Regions from separate parts of the Homo sapiens genome. Here region 2 is linked to region 1. A link is a loop called in an ENCODE intact Hi-C map of the cell type or tissue named here. Cell type or tissue: mammary epithelial cell. All regions are shown on one strand.

Region 1 (8,000 bases):
ACACACCCCATCTTCTTGAGTGGTTTCTCAAATTGTAGGATTTGAAAGAAATAAAGGAAAGAAAGGAAAAAGAAAAATCCCTTAAGTAAGAGGACAAAGGAATGCTCTCATAACTGGGCTGGAATTGGAGTTTGTGTTTCATTTAAAATGACAAATCAGCAAATCCCTCTTCAACTATGTTACATCAAGGTGAATTTTCCCTTCATTCTGGGCTTTGGACACAATTTGCCTGGACATCTTCCCAGGAAAGCCCCTGTGTAAAACCCCTATTAAAGCAAAGTCATCATAAAATCATTTCATTTCCATAATGCTTGTCTTCTGACCTGTGTGAAATGTACCACAACTCTTGAGGTACGTATTTTGAGTCCTAACATACAAGAAAGTTGTTAGTTGTTCTTAACTAGCAAGAAAATTAAAAGTGAACACAAAATTCTCGTATATGCCCAAACTGTGATACAGATTGAAGATAAAAGGTGGAGATTCTTTCCTTCCATATGGTGAAGCAATTTGGGGAAAGAGAAATTAGACTTTCGGCAGAAAGAAAATGTCAGATTTTTTTGGCGGGGGTTGGGGAAGTGTTTTTCACTCCCTAAATTCTGGAATTTTATTCAGAATTAAAGGGAAAAAAAAAAGACACATGTCTACTGATTTCACTCTTAGGACTTATCTATCTTAGTGCCAGGACGAGAGTCGGCACTGCGGATCTCACCACGGCAAAGGGGGTGCTTTAGGAGGACTGCACAATTTATTGGTCACCATGAATTAGTTCCCAGTAAATTATACAACACACATTGTCTCTTATCTCTTGCTAGGGGACACTGCTGATTTCAGAGATAAATGGGATTGACTGTTTAATTTCACTAGTAAACAAACTTGTAGGAAAGTGGAACTAGCATGCGGCGTCCGAAGGTCTCTTAGTACCATGAAACATAGGATGAGTGTGAAGGTGCTTATTATATTAAAAAATTAAGGTGATTATCATATTTAAAAAATCAAGCAAGAAGAATGTTTCTAACTTAAGACCAGTAATAGCTGCATTTAATGCCAGAATTTTCCAAGGAAATGAAACAGGTCAAACAGAAACTTCGGTGAAGACGTGCTCTGGGGAGAAACCAGCTGAATAAAGTTCAGTAGCTGACTCCACTTAGATTAAACCATTGACTCTGGAAAGCTGTATATCTCTTTAGAAGTTTCTATTTTTCCTTCTTTCATCCACAGGAAAAGCAAACAAAACAGAGGTGGGGGAGGGGAGTGGAGATAAATAAATCACGTTCATATGCTAGGTCAATTTTTAAGCCAATTTTGATCTTTATGGTAAAGTATTTTCCACATCTGCCAACCACAAGTGTCTACATATGGTAACAGGTAACTTTCTTTAGTACTATATAATCTGTGAGACATAAATAACTAGGCATTGTAATTGTATGGCAGTTACCCTACAGTTGAAAGAGTTACATGATTATTAGTAACCCATAAAATAAGGTGGTAGTGTTTTTTTTAAATAATCTGTTATAGGAATTTCTTGTTTCCATACTTTTCTTAAAGACTGTAAATAATCTTGTTATGCTCTGACATTCAGCAAGTCATTGCAAAGAAATATGTTTATTCCTTCAAGATACCACTAGATTATCCATTTCAAGAAATGAATATTAAATATGGAAGGACACATTTTGTCCTTTTCATTTTAGTTCTAGATTTTGCCATATGGTTGCCCATGGCTTTTAAAGAACAGTTAGTATCAGGAATGAACTTTTTAGCCACAACATTTCTGTGATTTTTGGAAGTGTGATTTTTGGAAATTCTTAAAAACCACATTTTGAAATATTGGTAGTTACTGTTGTCATTCTGTTTCTTTTCTTTTTCCCCCTTTCTTTCTCCGTCTCTCTTTTTTGTGACCAGTGCCTCTTCTCACAGATAAACCAGTATGATACAGACTTTTTGTGTTTAAAAACAAAACCTAGACTTACAAAAAAAGTTCCCAAATAACTTGTATTTAATTAGTATGTAATTTATTTAATTAGTTCCCTGTCTCTTTCTTTGCAGTGATTGTCTTGATTTCTAGTTCTAGTTTTAAAACAAGGAAAGTTTTAGGCCTTTCTTGATTCAACTCATGTTGTCCATAGCACACCTCACTGTCCCTACCAAAGAAAGGCATTGAATTTGAGATTTGATGCATTTTAGTCTTTTTTTTCTTCCACCCTGATCTTCTATATATGGCTGCTTTGCAAAACAGTTTTGTGCAAGCAGACATGACTTAACTCCATTCCCTACATAGAGAACTATTCAACTTTACTTTTATGTGTTTTGAATACTGCCTCATGTGAGACTGTGACAGCAATAAAGTATGCATGGCCAACCTTATTTTAATAGCGAAAGAGAGCTGCTTTTAATTAATAAGTGGATCTCTTTATGTCTGGGGTTTTCAGTTTATTTTGTGGTTCCTTGGAGTTCTTCAATTATGTGGCCTAAAAGGGCTATGTTAGTGCCGACTAAATCCTTTTTAAAATCTGTCATTTACATGTTTTCTGTCTGTAACCTGTTTTCAGATTACTGTCTTAAAAAAAAAAAAAACAGCAGTAGCAGTTTTTCCGTAAAACGTTAAAATCCATAGACCAAAATTATATATATATTTTACATTATTAATGGGATGCAGCATCCATGTACAAAATTAGAAGACTAGCTGTGCTCTTCAGCTGCTCCATCACATAGGTTAAAGAGTCTTTATATTGCATATTTCCCCACTCAACATCTACTTTTAAGTTACAAAACTGATAGAACTTGTGTAAAGCATCTACTTGGTATCTTGAGCATTATAGAAGGTGTGCAATGGCTCTTCCTGCTGGTGATGCCATTGCCGTCTTTGGTATGTATAGAATTTTACTGAGTTCTGTCAAATCTGGGATGTCAGTGTGCCCCACGACTTCCCCACCAACTAAACCCTAAGGGGTTTTTATGCTACCGCGGGAATCCAGTGCCAGACTTGGACCCACAGTGACCCCAAATAAAGTGATTCCTGGGTGGTAATATGGATGCTTTATGATTGACATACACATAAATACATCCAATCTTGCTTATGAAATTTTGTGATCTGCTTTTGTCATTAGAGGATATAGTGAATCTAATTCTGCATCGGGGATACGGGATACAGTGTATTACTGCATTGAAGGAGATTTGTCTGTAGGAGCATGAGCATTCTGTAGCAATAGGCATAGCCGTCTTCTCGGCTGGATGTTAGTTACTAGGAAGTATTCATTGTGTGGGTCACTATATTTTAACAACTCAAAATTTTTTAAAAAAACCATGCTCTTTTTGAATAGAAAGAGAGAAAATATTAAGTCTTTAAAAGTCAGAGGTAAAACCGTGGCCAATCTGAATGTTACTTCTTTCTGGTTACTTGAACAGTGTCTCTCTGAAGTCTTCCTTGGGTCAGACACAAATAAATGGGAGGTTGCTCTTGGAAACACTCCCTAGGCACTGGTAAAAGTTGTCGGTAGATGGCAGTACTGTTCTACTACAACATTTTTTAATCCCTGCAAATACTGCCTAACATTTCATTCCCAGTCTTAATTTTGAAAATGCTTGATTAGTTACATTAAGCAATGTTTGGGTGATTTTTTTTCCCCCTTTTAAACTTAACAGAATTATAGCCACAGCCTGAAAGAAAGCCATTACTGGTAGACAACAAATTCTTAGTCGTAATTTAGTCCAACATAGAGAATGACATACCGATTTTTAATTATATTTGTAAAATGGCTATATAAATATATAAAATGGTTAACAATAATGATTATAATTTCTCACTTAAACTTTGCATCAGTGTTTTTTCCTCTAATTCTACCGAGGGTAACATCTGATCGTTACGGTGAATCATCTGAGATGTACATTTCTATGAACATGTTTATTTCTTTTTACCCCTACAGGTCTACATGTATGCCTTGCAAATGGAATACTTTTGAACTCTGCTAAGATATCTTGGCATATACAACTAACTTGTAGATGAAGAAAGCTAATATCTCTACAGTTTTTATTTGGAAAGTCAGGGAATAACGCTATCCTTAGGGAAGGGTGGTTTACCTTCTTATATTAGTTTTTTGCAGGTCCCTTAGGAACATGCATTACAGAAAAATAGGCTGCTCTTCTGTTTGTCTTTGTGATTCAGATTATAATAATTAACTCTCTAGGCTAAATATAACTAACGATCTGTGATCATCATTTAAAATGGAATCTTTCACAGTAAATTTGCAATTGGTATATTTCCTGAACTTCTCTTATTTTAAGATATTTTTAGGGAAGATTTCATATAGGATGGGAGGTGAAATTGGTAGTGTTTTCTCCCTTTTTAAAAAAAAAAAAAAAGAAAAGCATTGTCTTACTAAAATTCCATTGGAAAAGATAAATATATTTTGTTTTACAAAATACTTTGGGAGGATAAATCTTCCTTTTAAATCGAACTGAATTTTAAGAAAACTGTGGCTTAACTGTTTATCTCGTTTTCCTATTTCTTTACCTAATTTCTATCTAGAATTGTAAAATGATTGATTAGAGACTTAATCTGGCTTTTGTTTTTACCTTAAACTATTTAAAAAACTAAAATGTAATGTTAATGTTTTTTGTTCTCTATTGTCTTTAAAGGCATTAGCAGGTAGAATAGAAAGAGATAAAACATCTGGGTAGTCTAAGTAGATGGGTTCTGTTTCAGTTATCATTTTATGCTTAACTTGTACGGGTCTAAGGTATATACATTCTCTTAACTACTGTATAAACTAGAAATTTGCAGCATAAGCCACAACCTGTGCTAGCTGAAGCACTTAGTTACAGCATGTAATTCCCAACAGATTTTTCTGTTATATTTTTTTACTCACCCTCCATGGAATGATTAGTACATTTTGGGGATTTAATTAGGTGTGTGTGTGTGTGTGTGTACACATACATATACATATACCCATAATATAGAGACAACTATTATAACTGCTATAAAATAAAATGTGCTGGTGGGAATTTGCGCATAGCTTATGCTGAGTATGTGGAAATTTGGGATATAACATATGCAGTGTCTCCCAGCAAACAGAGATAAGTATAGTAATAACAAATTTATAAGATATTTGTTAGTTATGTTCTTCCATCAGATACTGATAGACAATATAAGCCAGCCAAGAAGCACATGAGTCAAAGTTACTTTAGAAGTACACAGTGGAATAACACCCCCGTGTAGTAAGAACTTTGTTTCCTTGAGAAGTTTGGATCACAGGGTGGTGAGGATGAAACCACTGCCTCTATGATTTGCAATTGAAGTGATGCTGTTGAGTGATACTTTTTGAAAGAGTAGCTTAAAGTTTTGAAGGAGTAACATATTTACTGAAAAATTTCTGTCAAAGTGAAATTCTAGAGACTAGTATTCATTTATGCCTGTTAAATATTTGCGAGAAGTAAAGTTTCTTCGTGTTTGACTTACAATAGATTTCTCAAGCAATGTTTCTCTCCAGCCAGCTATAGGATGAGGGTGGACAAAAAAAATTGGCTTTGTTTCTATTTTATGCACAGCCAGACTTGCTCTTATGTTTGTAATATTTAAAGGAGTTCAATAGGAGGCCCTTGATTCTTTGATCTAATGCCACAGTGCAGTTTAATGAGAAAGGTTTTTAATATTGTATGCAATATTGAAAATTTGTGCCAGCTCAGACCAATATAATGTAATGTTAGATTTACACCTTGGATCCATTCTTTTATTTCTTGTCATGAATCCACTCCCCCAGCCCCCCACCCCTGACTGAAACAGGTAATTACAAAGGTCTTCAGATCAATTTTTGTAAAGGGGCACCCTGACGGGTACCATGACTGAAGTGTGACATGAGCCTTTTCCAATACAATGGGTGGCCTAACATTCCTCTGGAAGCCCAAGCTCATTAAATATTCAGTTCCTTTTTCCCCCCCTCCCCCCTTCGCGCACTTAGCTTGAGTCGCACTAAGTCTGGGGTTTCTTCGCTGAAGACTTAGGAAAATTGCTTCGAGTTCTCAGATTGAATTTTTTATGTGTATGACTTCATGATAGCATTAGCATGTGCTTTGATCCATGTGTGAATGGCGCTGGGTCGGCGCTTATTGCCATATCCAGATGGTGTTACAGGGAACAAACAGTTGTGTTTTAGGATTTCTCAATAGACTGTCTAGACTGGCCGTGCAGCAGACAGATACAGCCACCCATCAAATTAGCGTTTGTCAGATTTATGGTAATGGTTCACCAAAGCCTTCCTGTCATTGACATTAAGATTTACGCCTCCAAAGTTATTTTGTCTTCCACAGAATATAGCTTGTGATTGCTTGGATTTAAAAAAAAAAAACTTTAAGACAGAAAAGTCTTGTTGAATGTGAGCTGTTTCTGAATGAAAAGAAAAATATAAAAGGCATTAAACAGTGGCTGCGGCTTAGGAGCAGTATTGATTAGGGAAAGGCCTCCTCCCCACCCCCAAGCCCCCTCAAGTGATAAGAAGGATGTTCTGCTCTGGCTGGTGTCTCCCATTTGCCCTTGTTGGAAAGAAAAACACGTATGTGGGTGACTATGGCCAGATTTTGCCCTTTCATGTTGTTACTCTGGAGTAACGTGATCTGCTGCCCCAACGCGGTGGGAATAACCTTTTGACAGGCAGTATGTCCATTCTCAGTGGAAATGTTTTCCCAAGTCTGGCCAGGCTGCCTTTGATCATACCTCCTTCCAATGTGGGGTCACAGCTACTATGCTATGCAAGAGTCACAGGTTCCTGCAAGGAAAGTGAGAGACATGAGGGTTTAAAATAAATAAATAAATATGACCCAAACCTTCTTAAGTTCTCAATCATTGAAATGAAGTCAGAAGAATGGAAATGGCCACAGGAAGTGTTCAGGACGTTTCGTGTTAAACATGGTGTGCGTCTTTTTGTGTAAGTGGGTCAAGCAATGCATTTCACACATTTTCGTGTAATGCGGCTTAGTAGTGAGGGTGCATCTCATCCTGGACACGCTGAGGCATGTCGGAAAATGTGTTTTCCTATTGTATGTTGGTGCAAATGACAAATGGTGAAGAGGCTGGGAGCTGATGAAAATGCTGAGATGGCCACAGAGGACAATATGTAGGGAAAAAAGCTTTGCGGAGGTGAAAAGCTCCAGCATTTTTCAAAGGAAGTTCTTTCATCTGTCTGAGAATGGGCATTTGGGGAAACTCCTGCTAACCCCTTTGGTATGTCAGGATTGAGAACTGCTGCCTGTTCTAGTACAGGGCAGAATCTTTGCAGAATTTTTACTGGAAAGATATCTCTTATCTACTCCAGTGGCTGTAGCAAAGTTATATCAGTTAGTGAATAAAGTATTCTCTATTAAATGTGCTGGAGCTGAAGGCTTCTTATTAACCTGCAGCAGCCCCTGCATCTCTGGGTAGTGGTCCTTCTATCAAGCCCCCTTCCTTCCTTCTCTCCTTTTTTCCCCCCTTCCATCTCTTCCTCCTTTCCTTCCTTTCTTTTTTGCTCTTGCCATACAGTAATCATTTGATTACTCTGTTTGGGACTGCTATTTTGGCCTGTTTTAAAAGACTTCTCTCTCATATATGTGTTCAAATTTAGTCGTAAGTATATCTGATAAGTTGTAGCAAAAACAATTGTTGCTCAACTAAATTAAATCTCAAAAGATTACATTTTTTCCAAACAATAAACTGATGGATTTTTTCAGTTTTGTCCATCTTCAAATCTTTGAATATTGGGTTAATGGTACTAAGTTAAAATAATTTTCTGCACTAATTTCTTGGAGTGTTAGAGCTTTCACTTAGTTTGTGGTATTTTTTTGGATAAATTATGACCCATTTATTGAAGATTTTTATTATCTCTGCTATATGGATATAAAACTGGAAGACTTCTCAAAAAAATATGGGAACATTTTTGCTAAACAAAATTTTCCTCCAGAACGTTCTCTCCCTCTCCCTTCCTGCCTCTCTTCTTGTCTTCCTTCTTTATTCCTGTTTTCCTCAAACTGCTAAA
Region 2 (8,000 bases), 120 kb after region 1:
AAATGGAAGCCTAAACAAATGGCAGTGTTATTGGCTGGTTGTGGCAGACATAAGTTTTTTGTTTGTTTGTTTGTTTTTTGAGATGGAGTCTCACTCTGTCACCAGGCTGTAGTGCAGTGATGTGATCTCAGCTCACTGCAGCCTCCGCCTCCCAGCTTCAAGCGATTCTCCTGCCTCAGCCTCCCGAGTAGCTGGGACTACAGGTGTGTGCCATCAAACCCAGTTAATTGTTTTCTATTTTTAGTACAGACGAGGTTTCACCATGTTGGCCAGGATGGTCTTGATCTCTTGACCTCATGAGCCACTGTGCCCGGCCTGTGTTAGACATAAGTTACTCCATGGGTAGTTGTTGCCTTAGAGCTATAAAATATATGTAACTTGTTTTCTTTGTGCAGTAAGGGTGCCCAGGAGATGGACTGGCTACTCCCATAGTCTTGATTCAGGTACTCTGGCTGTGTTAAGAATAATTTTGTTCAACAGGATAAAGAATTTTGTTCAACATTAAATAGACCAAATTTAAGCCTTACATAGTAACCAGTATGTGAAGACTTAGCTGTAGAAAACTGTCCTGTTTGTAGATAGGCCTGCCTATCTACAAATTGGCAAAAGCAACTTTTTCAAAGATGAGAAATACCTTGGTTTAGAATTTTAAGCATACTTCTGTGTTTTTAAAATGTCATTATTAGGCCGGGCACGGTGGCTCACACCTGTAATCCCAGCACATGGGAGGCCAAGGTGGATGAATCACTTGAGGTCAGGAGTTTGAGACCAACCTGGCCAACATGGTGAAACCCCATCTCTACTAAAAATACAAAAATTAGCTGGGTGTGGTGGCGGGTGCCTGTAATTCCAGCTACTCAGGAGGCTGAGGCAGGAAAATCACTTGAACCCAGGAGTTGGTTGCAGTGAGCCAAGATGGCACCACTGCACTCCAGCCTGGGTGACGGGACAAGACTTGGTTTCTAAAAAATAAAAAATGAAATGAAATGAAATGTCATTGCTCATTTAACAAAACAACTTGTGTTCATTCTCTTCAAACAATATTTTTTGCACACTTATTGTGTGCCACCATTGTGTAAGGAGGTACAAAAATGAATAACAGAATGACAGGTACAAAGATTAATAACCTACATATAACAGATAATCACAATATATTATGGTAAAAGCCACTGGAAATATGTAAAGAGTACTAAGGAGTGCAGAGGAGGAACTGAAATTAATATGAACTAACATGAACAGTGGTAAGTATGTTTCACATACATTGTATCAGGCACTTCTCCTGATTGTTCTGGGAAATGTGGTATTATCTCCTTATCCATTTTATAAATGAAAGACTTAAGGTCCACAAAAATGAAGTAATAAATTATGCAAGATCCAACTTCTAATACTGACCTAAACCTGACTCTTTGGACTTTGTGTGATATGCTCTTTCATTCTACCACAACAATCTCCTGTCATTAAATTTTTTTAAAAATAACAAAAACATTTTATTATTTGATTTTTAAAATGTAATCTAATTTTTTTTTTTTAACTTTGAAGTCTTGATTCAAGTTTTTTTCTCTTTGGATGTTTTTTTTATGTTTTTTGCTACTTGGACAGGCCCCAGTTGCCATTTTGCAGATGGGCCCTTTTTACAAATGAGCTCAATTGAAATGAGAGTAATATATTGAAGAAACTAAGCCAAGTGTGTTTTTATATATTTGTGAGACAGAGTGGCTATTGTATTCTAGTACTTGGGGGGAGAAAGCCTGCTGATTTGGGCTTAACTTACTGTCCTGTCTATCTTTGTTTTCAGAAACAACACAGGACTACATTACAGAACTAATGACACCTAAAGCCATTTCTGTAAACATCCAGCTTCCTCCCTAAGCTTTCCTGGTTGTAACCAGCCTTTAGCAGCTCTCAACCTCCATTCATTCACGTGTTTTTTCATTCATCAGTTTAACAAACAAGAGATGAGAAGGGAAAAGGACAGTAGAAAAGGGTCTTTGGGGACAAAGGGAAGAGTTTAAGAAAAGGCACGGGGCTATAAAACGTGTCATATTCTGGTAATTGTTAGCCATTCTAAAAAGAACTATAAATTTTCTAAATATACATCTTCCTATGCATAAACAGGAAACAACTATTACAGAGTTTAAAAGGCGGCCTTGTCATTAGATAGTAGTTCCTTTTTTTAATACCTCTTATTAAATTCATGCCCTCTGTGACCCAGGTAACATATGATGGAGGAAAGATGAACTGAGATTTTAGATCAACTCATATGACCTCAAAGTGGCAGTGAATTCCTAAATCCTTTTCCCTGTCCTATGCAAGCCCACTGCAGGCCCACTGAAGGACAGAGGCATTAGAAAATATATCTTAGTTCTCAAAAGAATTTCGAGTCTTGATTTCACACTGTTTTCTTCTTTCATTCATATAGTTGTGCCACATCTCTATGTCAGAAGTAGTTGATATTCAAAGAAGGCTGCTGATCTAACTTTTAGCAAGTCGGCAATATCCATTGGGCAGGTATCTTTGTTTTGATTATTGATGTATATATAGGTGCCTAGAACAGCTCCTTAAACATAGTAGATGCTCATAAATACTTGTCAGATGAACAAATTTATTCAGTGCTTATGATGGGACAAACAGTGCATTGTGTCCTGGATGTAGAGTAGTGAGCAATACAGACCCAGGCCTGGTCACTGTACAGCATTCCAAGTGGGTAGTTTTCAGAACTGTTTGCTTTATAGCAAAGTGATAGTAATTCTCTTTTAGAGGTAGGTAAAATGAATCATGTAGATAATGGTAATGAATTATTATTAAGGTATTATAGCATATCTTAAAATGCTTTATTTTATTAGGGCATTTAAGAGAAAATGGTAATAGTTACTTAAAATACATATATGAATTATATACCCCAGTGCCTTTTTTGTTGCTGTTATTTTACCTTTGTGTAGTCTCTATATCATTACTGGTTTTTTTTTTTTGTGCTATGTTATATCTTAGTTGGGAATTTCCATGTTTTATTCCTAATCAAAAATCTTTAATATTGTTGTTTTAAAACAGAATTCATGTACTTCTGACAGGATTTAATTAGCAAAATTATTCTTTTTTTCCTCTGTATTTTAAGAAATTGAAGTACTATTAGGTATTGGGAAAATATGGCAATTTTTAAGGCAATCCAAATAAAAGCCATATGAGACTCTACGTGGTCTGGTCTAGGAAGTCACAAATTTGGTGAGTATCAAAATGAACTGGTATGACATTTGCTAAGCAGGTGGTAAATGTCAAAAATTTGTCTACTAGCCCAGGATGGCCTATATGCCTCAAGTCTTGAGAACCACTGTGTCTCTAGGGTAATCATCTGAAATGCCTTTCATCTGTTTCCCGAGTTGTTTCTCAGACTAAACCCTGTATAGAAACCTTCACTCTGAGACCACACTGAAAACACATCTGCACTTAAGAATGTGGATTTTAAACACTGTGTGTGTTGCATGCACATAAATTATATTTAAGAGAATCTGTTTTTATAGCAGATCCTTGATATTCATCAGGATGCATTCTAAACTTCCCACCAATAGCAAAATCACTTGAATATTGTATGATAATGGTATTTAAGTAAGAAAAGAGTAAAAGTCATTTTTGCACATTTTTCAGAAATCACTTTCATATTTAAAAAGTTTAATAACCCAGATCAGTCTTTTTTCTTTTTTTTTTTTTTAACTTTAAATGTTTATATTATACTTAAATTATTAAATTACCTCCAGCATTCAATCTTTGCAAGAAATCCAAGTCAGTCATTTAATGGGTAGACTATGTGCAGGAAGCATAGTGTTACTGGAGACTTTCACACATACCTTCTGTCTTTGCATTATGAGAATCAGAACATCCACTAAAAGCCTAGCTCTTTATTAGGGAAAGGTAGCAATCAAATAGAGCATTGCTGAATGTGTGCCAAAGTGAGTGCAGGGAGAATGAGCAGGCTCTGTCACATCCTTACCCTGGGGCCAAATGCTGCCCAAGTTTTCTCGGTTCATGTCAGGCCAGGTTTGGGGTGCTTTCTTTGGTCTTTCAGTGACCCCAGCAGGATCCAGAGAACACCCTGGCCTAGGCATTTGGCTCAATGCCAGGACACCTTTCATGTTTGAGTTGAGCTATGGAGAATTCACCTTAGAACAGAGCAAACTCCCTAGGCAAGACTTCTGTGAGCACTCTACATTCAACAATAGACACCATTCTCAGTGATTACCAAGAATTCAATTACACATCCTTCTCAACAGTGAAGCACTGCATCTTTAACATCAAAGCATGGCTTTGTGTTTGTTCATCACTCATCCTTTATGAATACTTCCTTTATATGTCTGCATGTAAATGTGCCTATAATATATATGTGTATGGGATGTAACTATGGACCAATAAGGCTCTTTAAAAGACACCCCAGAAATGTATGAATGCCACCTTCTTCTAAGCACAGAGACTTTTAAAATTTATGATATATTGTTTTACAGGAAAAAATAAGGTAAGTTAAAATGATATAATTTGGGTCTTCTTTTCCTATTTAAAATACATCTAAGTTTGAAAATTAGTATCAGTGTAGGATTTGGCAGAATAAAGATCCGCCTAAAGATCCTCTGGATTGGAGTTATCTCTGAGATCTGGTCAGAGATATCTTAGAAACCCAGCCCAGTAAGGGAGAGAGCAGCCTCTCGAGGCTTGGTGCCCTGGTGATTTCAGGACTAGAGGATAGGAGAAGACAAGGAGCAAATGGATCTAAACGCTTTAAGGAATAATGCAAAGATTAAAAGGTTAATAGCCCCTATATCCAGGATCACCTTGAGTGGTTCTCTGGTTATTTCAGTGGTCTCCTTTGTTCCACTGAAATGGTCTTCTGGGTTCTACCATATGAGCCATACAAGAAAATCTCTATTTTTTATTTTTTGTTTGCTTTTTTAAAATTAAAAAATTGTACATTCCATGCTTGGTCATTCATTTCATTAGGAATTTGTCTAAGAACTATAGGTATGTGCTTGTTTCACCCATCCATTTATTCTTATATTCAATATGGATTGATGGAGCATCTAATTCCATAAGCCTGGTAAATAAAATGTACTCTTTAGAATAAAACATCTTTCATCACCTGAGGGTATTGACAAGAATATGCCAAGGATTCTAAAGCCAGATGCCAGAAGAATTCCAAAAAGATTGTGGACATCACTTGGAATAAATACATAGCACAGAGCTTCACCAGGAGACTATATTTGTACGTGTATTTTCAACCTAAACATTCCGGAACGAACGTGTATAGATTCCATATCCTGGTGATGGTGGTGGTGGTGGTGGTGTGTGTGTGTGTGTGTGTGTGTGTTTTCAATTTGAGCAGTCTATTAACCACATGTAAGTAGCTAGAGGCAGGAGAGGGAGAGGAATGTGCGGAAATGCATTTGACTTGGGATGTCTCATTTTCCAGAATCCCTGCCAAGGGCTGGCAAGCCCAGAAAGGCAGAGGCTGGCACCATTCCCTGCCACTCTCCGCCCTCTATGGTATACCCCATCAGACGCCTGTTGTAGGCGTGACCTAGATTCCCTAGCTGATGCCTGGGACCAGCAGGGCCCATTGCATTTTTTTTTTTTCTGTGTTTCCTCATCTCTTCATCTCAAGTCTTGCTCAGCCATTAAGTTAAAGAAATGCTCCAAAGGTCTGTGCCAAAATGTGTCTGCCCTTGTTCTTAGTGGCACAAGCCCGACTGTCAGTTGACAGGTGGGCACACCACCTGGGGAACAGTTAGCTTCCCATACCAGATGGAGTTTTACTGGTCCAGGAGAAGGCCCACAACTGGGTTGCTGGAACAGATGCTCTGCAGACAGTCTCTGGATCTGTTTTCTTCCTCCTCCCCATGCCCCACCTTTGCTTACTGCATATGAGCAGTGCCCTGTAGGACTGCTACAGACTACAGCTCTGTAGCATTATAGGAGACTTCTAAGCTAAAATTTCTTTACCGACCTTATGTTTGAGTAACATTCTCCAGCCCTTCAAAACCTGAGAAATAAAGTCTCTGAAAACAGAGATATGTATAACTATGGAATTTGAATAGTGACCTTAAAAAACATAGGTTATGAAAACATTTATATTAGCATTTGCCAAAAGGTTGTTTGGCTGGTCTTGGGAGTGTTGACACTTTAATTGCGTTTCTCGCCTCTCAATAGCACAATTTAGATTAAATCTAATTATGGTAGATGGTAGTACATAAAAGTAGTACCTTTTAGATTTCCAAAGTGTGGAAGAAAAAGATTTTCCCCATGGTCTGATATATATTCTTGTTTTATTGCAAATAATTGAAGAAAAGTGAAAGTAGATTCCTCTGGTTTTCAACCTAGTACTTAAAAATTTTAGAGGAAATTTAATCTGGAGAAACTCTTGTTTTTTACATAAGAAAATACCAGTGTTTTCAGTCATTCCTTTCAGCCATAAAACATCTGTATTGTGACAAATGACTCATCAATTTTAGTGAAAGGAGTCTAATCTCAGCCCTAAGCGTGATGTCTTGTTATAGCCCCTTGTGGTTGTGTTGTGCATATTTCTTGCTAAGTAGTGTTTGTAGAAGTATGTGTACTTTCATTTAAAAGAGAGTCCCATGGCAAGCTTCTTTTCCTTAGCATTCCAAGGATTTTATAATTATCCTTTTTTATCTTTCCTTTTCCTATCCTCCTCTCTCCCTCCTCCTTTCCTTCTTTCCCTTTCTTTCCTTTCTTCCTTCTTCCTTTTCTGTGATATATAAAAAATGTATAATGTATGGAACATGTGTATGTAGTTTAAAGAGTAGTATTAGAGCAAATGGCAATGTCTCCACTACCCACATTAAGAAATAGAAATAGAAAACTCCCTGTGCTGTATTATTCTCTGAGCCCCTCATTTTCATGCATCCTCTACCTCCCACCTAGAAGTAACCACTGCCTTGAATTTTGTGTTGCCTGTTTCTTTTTTTTTGCTTTTCAATACTTCTGCCACCCATATATACATCTCCAAATAATATATGTAATAGCCATCTTATATTTTTAACTTTATATAAATTGGGAATCATGCTAAATGCATTCTTCTGTGGTCTTCTATTTTTGTTCATTATTATTTTGAGATTCATCCATACTCATCTCTGAGGCTATGGTTTATTCGTCTTTATTGCTGTGTAATATTCCATCATATTGAGTGTATCACAATTGATTTATTCATTCTACTGTTGATGGACATTTGGGTTGGTTTCATTATTTGGACATTACAAACACTGATGCTGTGAATGTTAATGAATGTAACATTTGTATATGTACAACCATTTCTCAATGGTATGTACCTAAGAATAGAAAGAGTTATAGGGTATATGCATATCCAACCTTATTAGGTACTACCAAGAAGTTTCCCAGAGTAGATAAGAATTTCCATTTGTTTATATCCTTATCAGTATATGGTATTATCTGGGTTTTAAAATTTTGCAAATCTTTGTGCATAAAGTGACATTTTCTAATTGTTGCTATAAAATACAAGAAATATACATTCGTATGTTGGTTTTTGTAGCCAGAAAACCTAGACTTTTAATCCTTTTGATTCATTTGAATATAATATTAATACATGCCTGCACATATTAAATTCATTAGCAGATGAAAATTTCTTTCATCCTTTTCATGTCTTATTTTGATTACTTTTTCTTGTCTACCTACATTGACTGGTATCTCCTGGACAATTTTGAATAGGATTGGTGACAGAAAGTGTTCCTGACTTCCTCTGGCTTACAAAAGGAGTGCTTTCAACATTTTTCCTTTAAGTGTGATGTTTTCTGTGGGATATTTACTTATTTAAATAGATAAATGCCTTTAATCTCGTAGTAGGTAAAAAACTTTTTTATAAAAGATATCCTTTTCTATTGTGAAGTGAATTTTATTATGAATGGATGAGGAAGTTTATCAAATGCTTTTCCATAATTATGGGGAGGATTATGTGATTTTTTTCCTATTAATAGTAACTATTAATG

What was found. Hi-C counts contacts between places; a loop is a spot of excess contacts. Peaks named below come from ENCODE experiments on the same cell type or tissue, not always from the same donor. Only the 100,000 strongest peaks of a DNase experiment are listed, where the experiment ranks them.
Region 2: it touches region 1 in a loop (10-fold over the local background); 9 of 110 quality-filtered maps call a loop at or near these places.

What each region holds. Positions count from the first base shown.
Region 1 is chr5:54,213,557-54,221,556 of GRCh38, reverse strand. All of the region lies in intron 1 of ARL15 (ARF like GTPase 15), which reads left to right. Among named protein-coding and RNA genes, the nearest start is that of ARL15, 93 kb to the left of the region's middle. In mammary epithelial cell, a CTCF peak has its summit at 3,492 (motif pointing right); no DNase peak of the experiment used is centred here.
Region 2 is chr5:54,089,395-54,097,394 of GRCh38, reverse strand. The region is part of intron 4 of ARL15 (ARF like GTPase 15); the gene reads left to right. Among named protein-coding and RNA genes, the nearest start is that of MIR581, 140 kb to the right of the region's middle. In mammary epithelial cell, a CTCF peak has its summit at 6,543; DNase peaks (open chromatin) are centred at 4,054 and 5,454; H3K27ac peaks cover 706 bases.